2 separate regions of the Mus musculus genome follow, and region 1 is linked to region 2. The links are chromatin contacts, found by Hi-C in ENCODE. All regions are on one chromosome and are shown on one strand. The core of a region is the stretch at or near the end of the contact, and the rest is flanking DNA. Distances in the headings are between cores, read along the strand shown.

Region 1 (5,033 bases), core at 2,526-5,025, 33 kb before region 2:
GGGTAAAGGCCTTCCTGCCAAGCCAGACAGACCCGAGTTTATTCCCTGGGACCCATATAGTGAGTGGTAGGAGAGAACTGATTCCTGAAAGTTGTCTTCTGACCTCCACATGTCCACCATGGCATTCAGGTATGTGTGCACATAGACGTATGCACATACAAAATAAACAAGTAGAATGTCATTTAAAAGGGGGGAAAGGGAGGCTGGAGTGTGGCTCAATTAGAAGAGTGTGTGCCCAACATACATATTTAGATTCTGTCCCCACCAACACATAAACTGTGCATGGTGGTGCATGCCTATAATCCTAGCTCTTAGGGAATAGAGGCAGGAGGATCGGGAAAATTCAAGGTCATTTTCGGGAGTCTGAGCCAACCAGGGCTACTTAAGATCCTATCATAAGTAATAAGAAAGAAAGAAAGAAAGAAAGAAAGAAAGAAAGAAAGAAAGAAAGAAAGAAAGAAAGAAAGAGAGAGAAGGAGGGAGGGAGGGAGAGAGAGAGAGAGAGAGGGAGAGAGAGAGAGAGAGGAAATATCTTGGAGTGGCATTGAAGTTTAAGGTACTGAGATGGGAGTTAACAGGGATAGTTGGGGTGGCCCCTGGTACAGCAATACAGCTGCAGCAGTATAGCCACCACTGAAGGATACTGGGGTCAGCTGGACTGAAGCTGTAGCAAGGGCCGTCTCATTGAGCCCTCAGGGAAATATGGCCTCAGACACACCTTGATCCAGGGAAATATAACTTCAGAACTGTGGGGAGTGGAATAGGCTTCCTAGCGTGGTCATTGTTAAAACAACCACAGGGCACTGGGATGCAGTGGCAAGAAGAAGGGAAATGGAGTGGGGCTACACAAATGATAGGACCTCCTTCCCCCTAGAGGACAAGAAGGCATTGGCAGGACCAAGGACCCACTAAACCAGCACTTGCTTGTTGGCCTAATGATACGGTCTGCCATTGATCTTCTTGCTGGTCCTGGTGGTCATCCTACTTTACAAATGAGGAAACTGATGCTAAAGAATTTTGTACCTTAGAGGAGGGATACCTGGGCAATGGGATGCAAGCAGAATCGGGCCCTGTAATTGTGGAGAAAGTACATGTGTAGGGAGGTATGAGGGACCTTATGTGCCCATGCTGGCCTCAGTGTGGGTGGCACAGGCTGCCTGCAGAGGAAGTAGTCAAGGGAGGAGACAGGGGCTTGGGCTGTGTCCTGCGGAATTGGGCTGGCCAGAGGCAGGGCATCAGTGGTCACTAGCCACCATGTCCTCAGGTGCACACACTCATTACAACATGAGACTGCTTAGCATCAGTGTTGGAGGGATGGAGGGAACTCCTCCCAGAAGCCACCATACACAGATCCCTCTCGCCAAGACAGCCTTCCTCACGTGTGGGGATGCACACAGACACGCCATGCATGGAGGCCACGTGGGAATGCCAGGCAAAGTGAGACATCCATACATCCCATACACCCTTTGTGTCTGAATATCTGTTGATGCATCCCCCCAGATACCGTGATCTACACCATGACATTCATCCAATTCACACCACCCATGTACACACAGAAAACATGCTACCCACAGCCACAGCACACACACATACAAAGCAGGCTACATTCGGCTCCCTGCACACACCACACACACCATACACATGTCCCATGACACCTAACACATGCAAACACTCCAGACCATGCCATACAACACATATACAGATGAGACACACGCATAGCATATAACACAGACACAACACACACAACATCTACTGCACAATACCCATGCCTAACACACACGTATCAGATGTCACACAGGGTATCCCACACTACACCCCACTTCTCCCAGCCTGACCTGCTTCCTTGCTGTCCACACTAGAGTGTCTCTGGACTGGCCTTCACTGCAGAGATCTTGGGACCAGGGTCTCAATGGGAGCCAGAGAACCCAGCTCACCTAACCCTGCTCCTACCAAGACCTGAAGTTGCTTCGATTTGTGTGGTCCCCCACACTGACATGGCGTGAGACAGAGGACTCAGAGGAGCACCCTGTCTCTGTCTTTGACCTCAGCTGAAGTAGGGTCTTCCTCAACTTCCTCTTTGGAAGGTTTGCATCAGCAAGAAGGAACACAGAACTGCTTTGGTTTGTGTCCATGACCCTGAGTGCTGAGGAATCACACCACACACACACACACACACACACACACACACACACACACACACTTCTTGCCCTCCCCCAATTACCAAGCAGGCTCTGCCTACCCTCTGGCCCTCTCCAGAGCCTGGCCTTACCTATCTTGGCAGCTTTGGTGCCCTGGCCATTGGCTGAAGTAGTTCCCATGGGCATCCCCAGTCTCAGGTGGGCCCAGTAGGTTAGCCCAGGCTATGTCCATGAAGGGAACCAGAGCCTGGATGCTGTGATGTGGGAACCAGAACCCCTTACCTGCACAGGCTTGGGTGAGAGAAAACACTGGTTCTCCCCAGCTGGTGCCTCCCTGAGCCCCTTACCCTCGAAAGCAGCAAAGAGCCAGGCAGGTTCCAGCATCCCATGGGGTTCAAGAGCCTGCAGTGAAAGAGGAAGAAGTCTGTTCTGGCAGAATCCCTCCGTGTCAACGAGGCACCTGTGGAGGAGACAGAGATGCTTGGGCTTCAGTGTGAGCTTTGACTCTGCCTCTTGTCAGCTGTATGCCCCTGAGGTGCTTTCTCAACATCTCTGAGCCTGGTTGTCTGTCAGCAGAGTCCAAAGGAACCACTCAGTGCCATGGCAAGAAGTTAAGTTCAGAGTATCGAGTGCTCGGCTCCCTTTTCCTTGAGGTTCCATTGAGGTCTCAGAAGTCAAAGGTGACCCCAAAATGTGGGTGGCAGCAGTTGGGCCTGGAGGGGTGGCTCTTGGGGGAGGGGTCTGCTTTTCCGGATACTCAAGGGTATTCTCTATTCAGTGAAGAAGCTCCATCCTGACTGTCCCCTGGGAGGAATGCTGGGTTGCCACATGCTCCCACAGGACTTTCCGAGGTTGTCCAAGCAATGGGGAAATGTAGACCCACAAGTGTGAGGATGGAGTCAGGTACCCGCAGGTCAGCCATGAAATGGGGGTGAAGTCAGAACTAGGGGTGTGATGGGGAGAATGAGACATGGGGTGAAGGTTTAAACCCAGGTCTAGCAGGCTGGGAAAACGCAAACCAAGTCTGTCCCTGCCCTTGACTGCCTGCCTCAGGGGTGGCTAGCAGAATAGATCTCCCAGCCAGAGCTGGGGAGATGCACAGGGTGGGTGGGGCAGAGTGTCGCGGGCTGCACGGGGCAGGGATCTGTCCACCCGTAAGGAGAGGCTGCATCCCTGCAGGCAGTTGCTGGTGCCTGGCGTCCTTCGGAGCAGGTACCAAGCTGGGGAGCAGGTGGAAAGGAGATGGGGGAGATTGAGGAGAACCCTCTGGTGGAGGTTGGGAAGCGGGGGGGGGGGTGGGGGTGGGGGTGGGGGGGGCGCGAGGAGGGAAGGGAGAAGAAAAAAACTGGAAAAGGAGGTGGGGGAGACGGAGTGGGGAAGAGAAAAGTAAAAAGCCAAGAAGAAAGTGAAGGATGAGAGGAAAGAAAACGGAGGGTGAGGAGAAAGGCAGGAGAGAAAGAGATGGAGAAAAAACAAAGGCGGAGCAAAAGCAAGGTGGAGAAGAGAAGCGACTGGGACGCGCGGGGAGGGGGGAAGGGAGAGAGAGAGAGAGAGAGAGAGAGAGAGAGAGAGAGAGAGAGAGAGAGAAGAGAGAGAGAAGAGAGAGAGAGAAGCGCAGGCCGAACCGGCGCGGGGCAGCAGAGGGCGCGGCGGCCGAGCTGAACGCGGCGCGGGACGCGCGTGGGGCGCAGCGGGCGGAGCGCGGCCGGAGCCCCGGAGCCCCACGCGCCCGCAGCCTGGCGGACAACTGTTGCGGCGGCGCGCGTGGGCAGCCCCGCGCCCCTGCAGGCGGCTCCCGCGGGCGCCGGCTCCGGGCTACATAGCGAGGAGCGACCGGCGCGGGCACGAGGTGAGCGGGGCGCGGGGCTGCGGGGCTGCTGGGTCCACGCAGTGCTGAGGATCGCGGGCAGGACGGCGTCGGGGGAGCCGGAACGGGGCGAGGTGGTGGTCGCCAGGACCGGGCGACAGCGGGGGACAGCAGCGGGACCAGGCTGGGAGTCGCTGCGGAGCGCGGACGGCTGGGGAGCCAGTGCGCGTGGGGCAGGGCTCTGGAGCCGCGCTGGGAGACGCTTGGATGCCCTGGGTTCCTGTTCGGCGACATCGGGAACCCCGAGGCTCCGCTGCCGCCGCCTCCCAGGGCCCGATCCATAGTAATCCCGCGCCCGGGGCTGGGTGGCCCGGCAGCGGCCTCCGAAAAGCTCATTAGTGCCTACTGTTGTCATAGCAACGAGACCCCAGCGTCTTAGGGTTCTATTTATTCTAATTATTATTATCATTATTAGTATTAGTATTTCTTATCCAGCCAGAGGGGGAAAAGACGAAAGGGGGGCAGCGCATCCTGGCGCCTCCAACTGTTCTCCTTGGAAGGAGCAGCGCCGACTGCCTGATGGGCCAAGCAGAGTCTGATTCTTGACGGGGTCCCCCAGGCTAGGGTCCCCGGGTAGGTGCTGAAGTGGGTATTTACTGCCCCAGTTGTACCCCTGGGGCCATGGAGGGACCGGGAACCGGACTTACATAATTTGTCCCGAGAGTATTTACATTTAAGCATCCTTAACCCCCCCCCCCCCACACACACACACACGACTTTTCTGTTTTCTGGTGCCCTGGATTTAGTGGGTGCTCCTGCCAGGGAACCCCAGCCTGGCATAGGAAGAGAAAAGTGCTTTGCGTGGGAAACTAGAGGGACCTCTCTTGAGGCTGTGTGACCTTGAGCAGGGCTCTCAACTCCTCTGAACCGGTCTCCTCACCTCTAAGATAGAAGGGGGTTGGTTCCCATCAGCAGAGGCTGCTGTAACCCAGGGCGAAGCGAGAAGCCAAGCCCGATCAAGTTGCTATGGGCTGTGTGACCCCAGGCGGGCCTCTGGACCCGAGTCTCAGGATGCTTTCTAAGATGCC
Region 2 (5,559 bases), core at 2,867-5,366:
GCTTTAAGTCAGGTGCCATCACCACTGACTGGCTCCTGGCAGGTCCTTAACTGAACACCTCCCAGGTTCAGTTTCTCCACCTTCAAAGTGATATCACAAGCCTGCTAGGGTGATCATGTGGATTTAGTGAGGACCCCCCCCCAACCACAGAATAGGTCCCTAGTCACTACAGGCTAAAATGCTGGCGATGACCCACCTACAGGTGAGCTTCAAGGAGCCCCAAGGATCATTCATCCTGAGCTATCAGGGCCATTGTGTAAGAGCTGGGGATCACAGAGGTCCAGGAGGCTTTGGGGCAGAAGTGAGGCTCTTTCTGGACCCTGAAGAATTCCTAGGGGAGGGAGGGGCCTGTAGGACCCTGGAGCTGCCAGTCGCTCCTGCTCAGCACCTGTGAGCTGCCAAGGGGACCCCAGCAAACCTTGTGTCTCTGTATTCCAGTCCTGTCCGCACATTTCCGGGTCTGTGAGCCTTACACGGATCACAAAGGCCGCTACCACTTTGGCTTCCACTGCCCCCGGCTCTCGGACAACAAAACCTTCGTCCTCTGCTGTCACCATAACAACACTGTCTTCAAATACTGCTGCAACGAGACGGAGTTCCAGGCGGTCATGCAGGCAAACCTCACGGCCGGCCCCGAGGGCTACATGCACAAGTGAGTACCAACCCCCCCACCCACCTCCCTACTGCTCTGACCACTGCCCACCCCTGCCCTGGGCATGCTCCAGACAGCACATGCAAGGAGGTAATCCTAGAATGAGCTTTGCAAAGACTTGAGGCAACCTGGGTTCCTGGCCTGACTGCTCTCTGAGCTTTTACAGTTCCCATCTAAGAAATGGGTATAGGGTGCCTACCTGGAGGGGCCTGCTGCAGAGGTTGAGTGGGGTCATGTCTGGATTGTTTCGTTCAATAATATTGGCAATAGCATCAGTGCTGAGATGGATCCTTTGGAGGTAGTGAAAAAGCATCGAGATCAGGTCTCCAAGAGGAATTTGCTGGCACAGAAGCAGAGGCTGTACTGCTAGGGGCATGGTGGGTCAAAGCGGTACACACTTCTATTTGAACGGAGTTGACCATCCTTTACTGTGTTGGGGGTCAGGGGCGGGGAGGGTCATTGCATTTCTTGTGTGCTGGCTGTTGATGTGGTTTTGCCAATTTCTTTTCCTACTACATTTTGGTGTTTTTCTTATTTTTAGCAAGAAATCTTTATATATGAAGGAATCACTATACAAATATTTTCCAGTGCTTTTTACGCACGCTCAGCAGTCTTGTGATCACAAGATAACCATTTATTTTTTATGGCATCTAATGTTTGACCTTTTGAGAAAGGCTTTTCCTTCTGAGAGCATTGAAGAATTCTCCTGTCTTCTATTTCATGTTTCCAATTTGGCTTCCCAGTCTCTTATCTGTTGTTTGGGTCAGACTTATTTTAATGTAAATATTCCAACAAGAACTGGGTTGTATTGTCTTTTGCATACAAAGAATGTCTTAGTTTCTTTTCCCATTGCTCAGATAAGATCCCCTAACTAGAGAAATCTAAGGGAGAAGGGCTTACTTATATGGCTCACGGTTCCTGGGAACACAGTCCATCATGACAGAGTCAACAAGGCAGCAGGCAGGGAAAGTCTGTCAGGAAGAGAAGGAAGCTGGTTGGCCACATTGTACCTGGGAAGCAGGGAATGAAGAGGAATGGGGTCCAGGTTATAAGGACTCAAGGCCAGCCCCTGGTGACTCACTTCTTCCAGCAAGGCTCCCTGTCCTAATGGTTACACAGAGCCTTCCCTAACAGCGCTACTATCTGGAGGCCAGTGTCCAAGCACTGGAGCCTGTGAGCAACATTCCACCTTCAAAGACCAAGACCAACAAAGCCCCTTGTTCCTGCCGAACTGTCTGCCTTCTTTCTGTCTACTGGCGTGACACTCACGCTCACCCTGTGCTATAATGTGCCACACGTGAACCCCAGGGTAGAGTGTCATAGCTCTCTGGCCTTTGCTGGAAGGCCATGTCATACGCTAGTGTTACACTGTGTGAGTTGCTGACTCCCAGGCTGACTTCGTGTTTCTGGGGTTTAATTGTCCCAGGCTCTTTAGACCCTGAGTTTTAGAACCTGCTTATGTGATCCTCCTGCTCTGCGGGCCCTATCAGAACAAAACCAATTAGTCTGACTGGTATCCTCTACTGCAGCTAGCTTCACATAAGGATCAACTTTTGGTGATATCGTTTCTTTTTCAGTTTTTGGTGTTGACTGTTTCCACCCAAGAACACACACACAGCCTGTTTATTCATTTGATTCAAATTTTCTAGGCAAGTGTTCCACCACTGAGCTATCCCCAGCCCTTCGGGTTTTCTTTTGTAATGCTTTTGGTTTTCTATGTAGGGAAGACGTGGGTGACGTCCGCGTTTGTTTCTAGCTTGCTCTTTTCAACGCTGCTCTCAGAAATAGCCTCTCTTCCTTTTACCCTTCTGACTATGGATGATCAAAAATTAGGAGTCTTTATTCATGAATTCTGTCCTCAGTTTTTGTAACACCTTTTTGATCGATTCTCTCTTGTTTCCAGTTATGCCACTGGGGAGAAATAGCCCCATATCCCCCTTCCTTGCTCGTGAGGCAGGAGCTCATAGGGTGGCCCTGAACTTGCGCACTTGCACACAGCCTCCTGAGTCCTGATGCCAGCCTTACTTTCACAGTTTCTGGCTTTTGTTCGGTTATTGGTTGGTTTGGTTTTTCCAGTTGGGGTTTTCTCTGAGCAGCCTTGGCTGTCCTGGAACTCTCTCTGTAGGCCAGGCTGGTCTTGAACTCACAGAGATCCACGTGCCCCTGCTTCCCTAGCTTTTTGTTGTTCTTGGTTCTGTTTGCTTTTGGTTGGTTGGTTGGTTGGTTGGTTGGTTGGTTGGTTGGTTTTCCTTTTCCAACTGCATAGGCTAGTGTTTCTAAAACATGCCAACAGTCAGGCATTCTTATTATCCCTACATTATGGGAGGCTTCACCTCTTGCCCTGGGGATTGAAGGATTTCCCATGGTAGGAACAATGGACTGAAAGGGAATATTATGGAGTGGCTCTTGATAAGGATTATGGCAGTGCCGGGAGCAACAGGGCTGAGGAACTGAGCCTCTAGCTCCGTCTGCCTCTGGAGTTTGAGACTTTGCTACCAGACTCCGTTCCCTCTGGAGAAGGTGCCTCTTTCCTTTGGGTGGGCAGGAGATGCAGACTCTCTGACTATCATCCAAGCCTCTCCTCCTCCCACCCCGGCCAGCTCCTGAGAGCTCCTTTCTCAGCTGCACGGAGCTTCCCCTGAATATCCTGCCATCTGCTTGGGCCTCTGAATAATCCTGTGTGTGAAGTGGCTCAGCAAGCCCCGTCCATCATAGCAGGGGCTGGAACCAAGCCTGGAATTTGGCCTAAGCCTTTTGTGAGACCAGGGGCTGTTTCCATGATGGGGGAAGGGTAGTGCCAGGACTGGGGTTGAGACTCAGCGTGCTACAGGTGCCCTGGAAAAGCCAGGCAGAGGCTGGGCCCCCCACAAATAGACTTCCTCGAGGTCTGGCACCTGGGGTCTGGGAGCCTCCCTTAGAAGCCCACAGGTTTCTATAATCTGCTCCCACAGGGTTTCCCACAAAGCAGGCACAGGGGCCTGGCTGTTGCTGCTGGCTGCCAATACCCAGGGCCTTCCCCCAGAGGGAGTGGGAATGGTGATGCTCTGAAGCTTCGTTGAGTTTTTAATCCTTGGCTTTCGGAAGCACTCCAGGCGGGACAAGGCATCTGTGAGTCTCTGTGCTGTCTATCCTGCCGTGCTGGTCACAGGGACTCACAGCCACAGCTAGCTGGTTTGACACAGGAGAACAGTGGGGAATCTCAGACATCCTAGGGCTCTGGAGACCCCACCTTAGGAACTCTGGAGAGTCTTCTGGCAGAGGCAGACCTTAGAGGGAGGCTCAGGAAGGCACTCTGATGTTAGGGTCTGGTCCTCCTTCACTGTGAGATCACCTGGGCCTGGGCGGGACTATTCCAGCCTCTACCTGTCAGATGTAAGGACCAACCCACACCCACCCCGCTGACACCAGTGTCCCTTGACAGATGTGGGGCCTGCTGACCTAGGGCATCTTCCTTTGTAAGCAAGCGTCTAGCCATCTTCCTGATACTCCCTCTCCGTAGGGTGATACAGCTGGGCCCTGCTGTCTCACCACCAAGCCAGCACTCCTTCTAAGGGAGCCGAGGCAGCCAGACCTAGAAGTGAAGTCGGAATGAGTAACTCTGGGCAGACTCCTTGCAGAGGAGGAGTGGACATGGATGAGACTGGGTTAGGCCTGGCCTCCCAGGTGGGACAGGGCTTCCTAGACAAGGTCAGGGGGTGGGGTGGTGTGGGGGGTTCTCAACCAAGGGCGGGGCCTCCCAGCCAGGGGCAAGGCTTCTCAGCCAGGGGCGGGGCTTCCCAGCCAGAGGCAGGAACTCCCAATTGGTTGGGATAGGAATTCTATCCTGAAAGCTGTAAGCGGCATTTGTATCATAGAGCAAGCTATTGGGACGAGGACCCTGGGGACCTGATCAGTCCACAAAAGCCAGAATGTGGCTTGGGAGGGAATCAAGCCACACAGAGGGGCAGTGGGAGCCTTCTGTCCAGTTTCCAGGCTCAGGGGCTTTGTGGAGAGAACCCAGGCCCAGGGACCTATAGCAGGGGTTGGCTTCCAGGTGGACTCAGTTATAGAGAGGTGACAAGAGGTGAATCTTTGGGAGTCAGAAGTCGGGATGACAGCCTGAAATGTGGCCAAAGAAAGTCACTGTTACTGTAGGGTAGACTCACCGTATGGAGACAACTTGTGGATTCACTACCATTTAGGACCTTTGCCATACCAAAGTCACAGCCACCCTGACTCACTCAGCCTCAGACTCTCTGGGAGGGAGAAGAGAGGGACCAAAAACATGTGGATGAGGTTCCCTTGTCCTGGACCCCAGCAAGTTGGCAAGGGTTGAGGCTGGGGACACAGACACCCTTGATCTGTCATTCAGCCACAGGGCAGGAGGCTGGGCCTTGTCTGAAGCCAGGGAAGTTGCCCCATCTCCTGAGGCTGGAGATCCAGAATCTCAGGCCCCGCCCAATGGTTCAAGCCAGTGTGACACCCCGCCCCCCAAGAGGCTCCTCCTCCTCCACCGCAGTGAGTCAGCAGGAGGTGGGCTGGTGACCTGGTCTTATTTATTTGTGTGTTTTGGATGAACAGAGTGTTGTGTGGTGATTCCAGCTGCCTGGCAAGAAGGCAAGCCACTGAACGCGAAAAGGAGGCTGCTTTGCCAATTCCACCACCGCAGCAAGATGCCTGCTTCCAGCCCAGCAGGCAGCCAGGGGCCAAAGGAGGGCCAGCCAGGCACCCTACACCCCTCCTAGACTGGTCTTGTCCCTGACAAGTCAGGGGGGAACCTTTGCTCAGAGCCACAGGAGAAAGCAATCAGCTTTCTCTGTGTGTCTCTCTGTCTCTCTGTGTCTCTCTGTCTCTCTTGTGCTTGCATGCATGCTCTCTCTGTCTCTCTGTCTCACTCTATCTCTGTTTCTCTGTCTCTCTATCTCTCT

What was found. Hi-C counts contacts between places; a loop is a spot of excess contacts on that map.
Region 1: a map of left cerebral cortex shows a loop between it and region 2 (3-fold over the local background). The contact joins the promoter of Shisal1 here to the enhancer-like site in region 2. A Hi-C loop is called at or near these places in 2 of 37 maps with a recorded cell type or tissue (both left cerebral cortex).

The regions. Positions count from the first base shown.
Region 1 is chr15:84,445,316-84,450,348 of GRCm38, reverse strand. It overlaps Shisal1 (shisa like 1), which reads left to right and starts at 3,775. Exons shown (of 5, transcript NM_001374162.1): 1 at 3,775-3,987. Gm33830 (a long non-coding RNA gene) reads right to left here. Exons shown (of 3, transcript XR_384293.3): 1 at 4,886-5,033; 2 at 2,486-2,598.
Region 2 is chr15:84,412,193-84,417,751 of GRCm38, reverse strand. It overlaps Shisal1 (shisa like 1), which reads left to right. Exons shown (of 5, transcript NM_001374162.1): 3 at 439-652. Among named protein-coding and RNA genes, the nearest start is that of Gm46527, 16 kb to the left of the region's middle. Within about 2 kb of position 4,116, at least 3 of the 3 ENCODE cell types and tissues checked have a DNase peak (open chromatin) inside an H3K27ac peak, as active enhancers do; they include left cerebral cortex, where a contact is called at or near this core.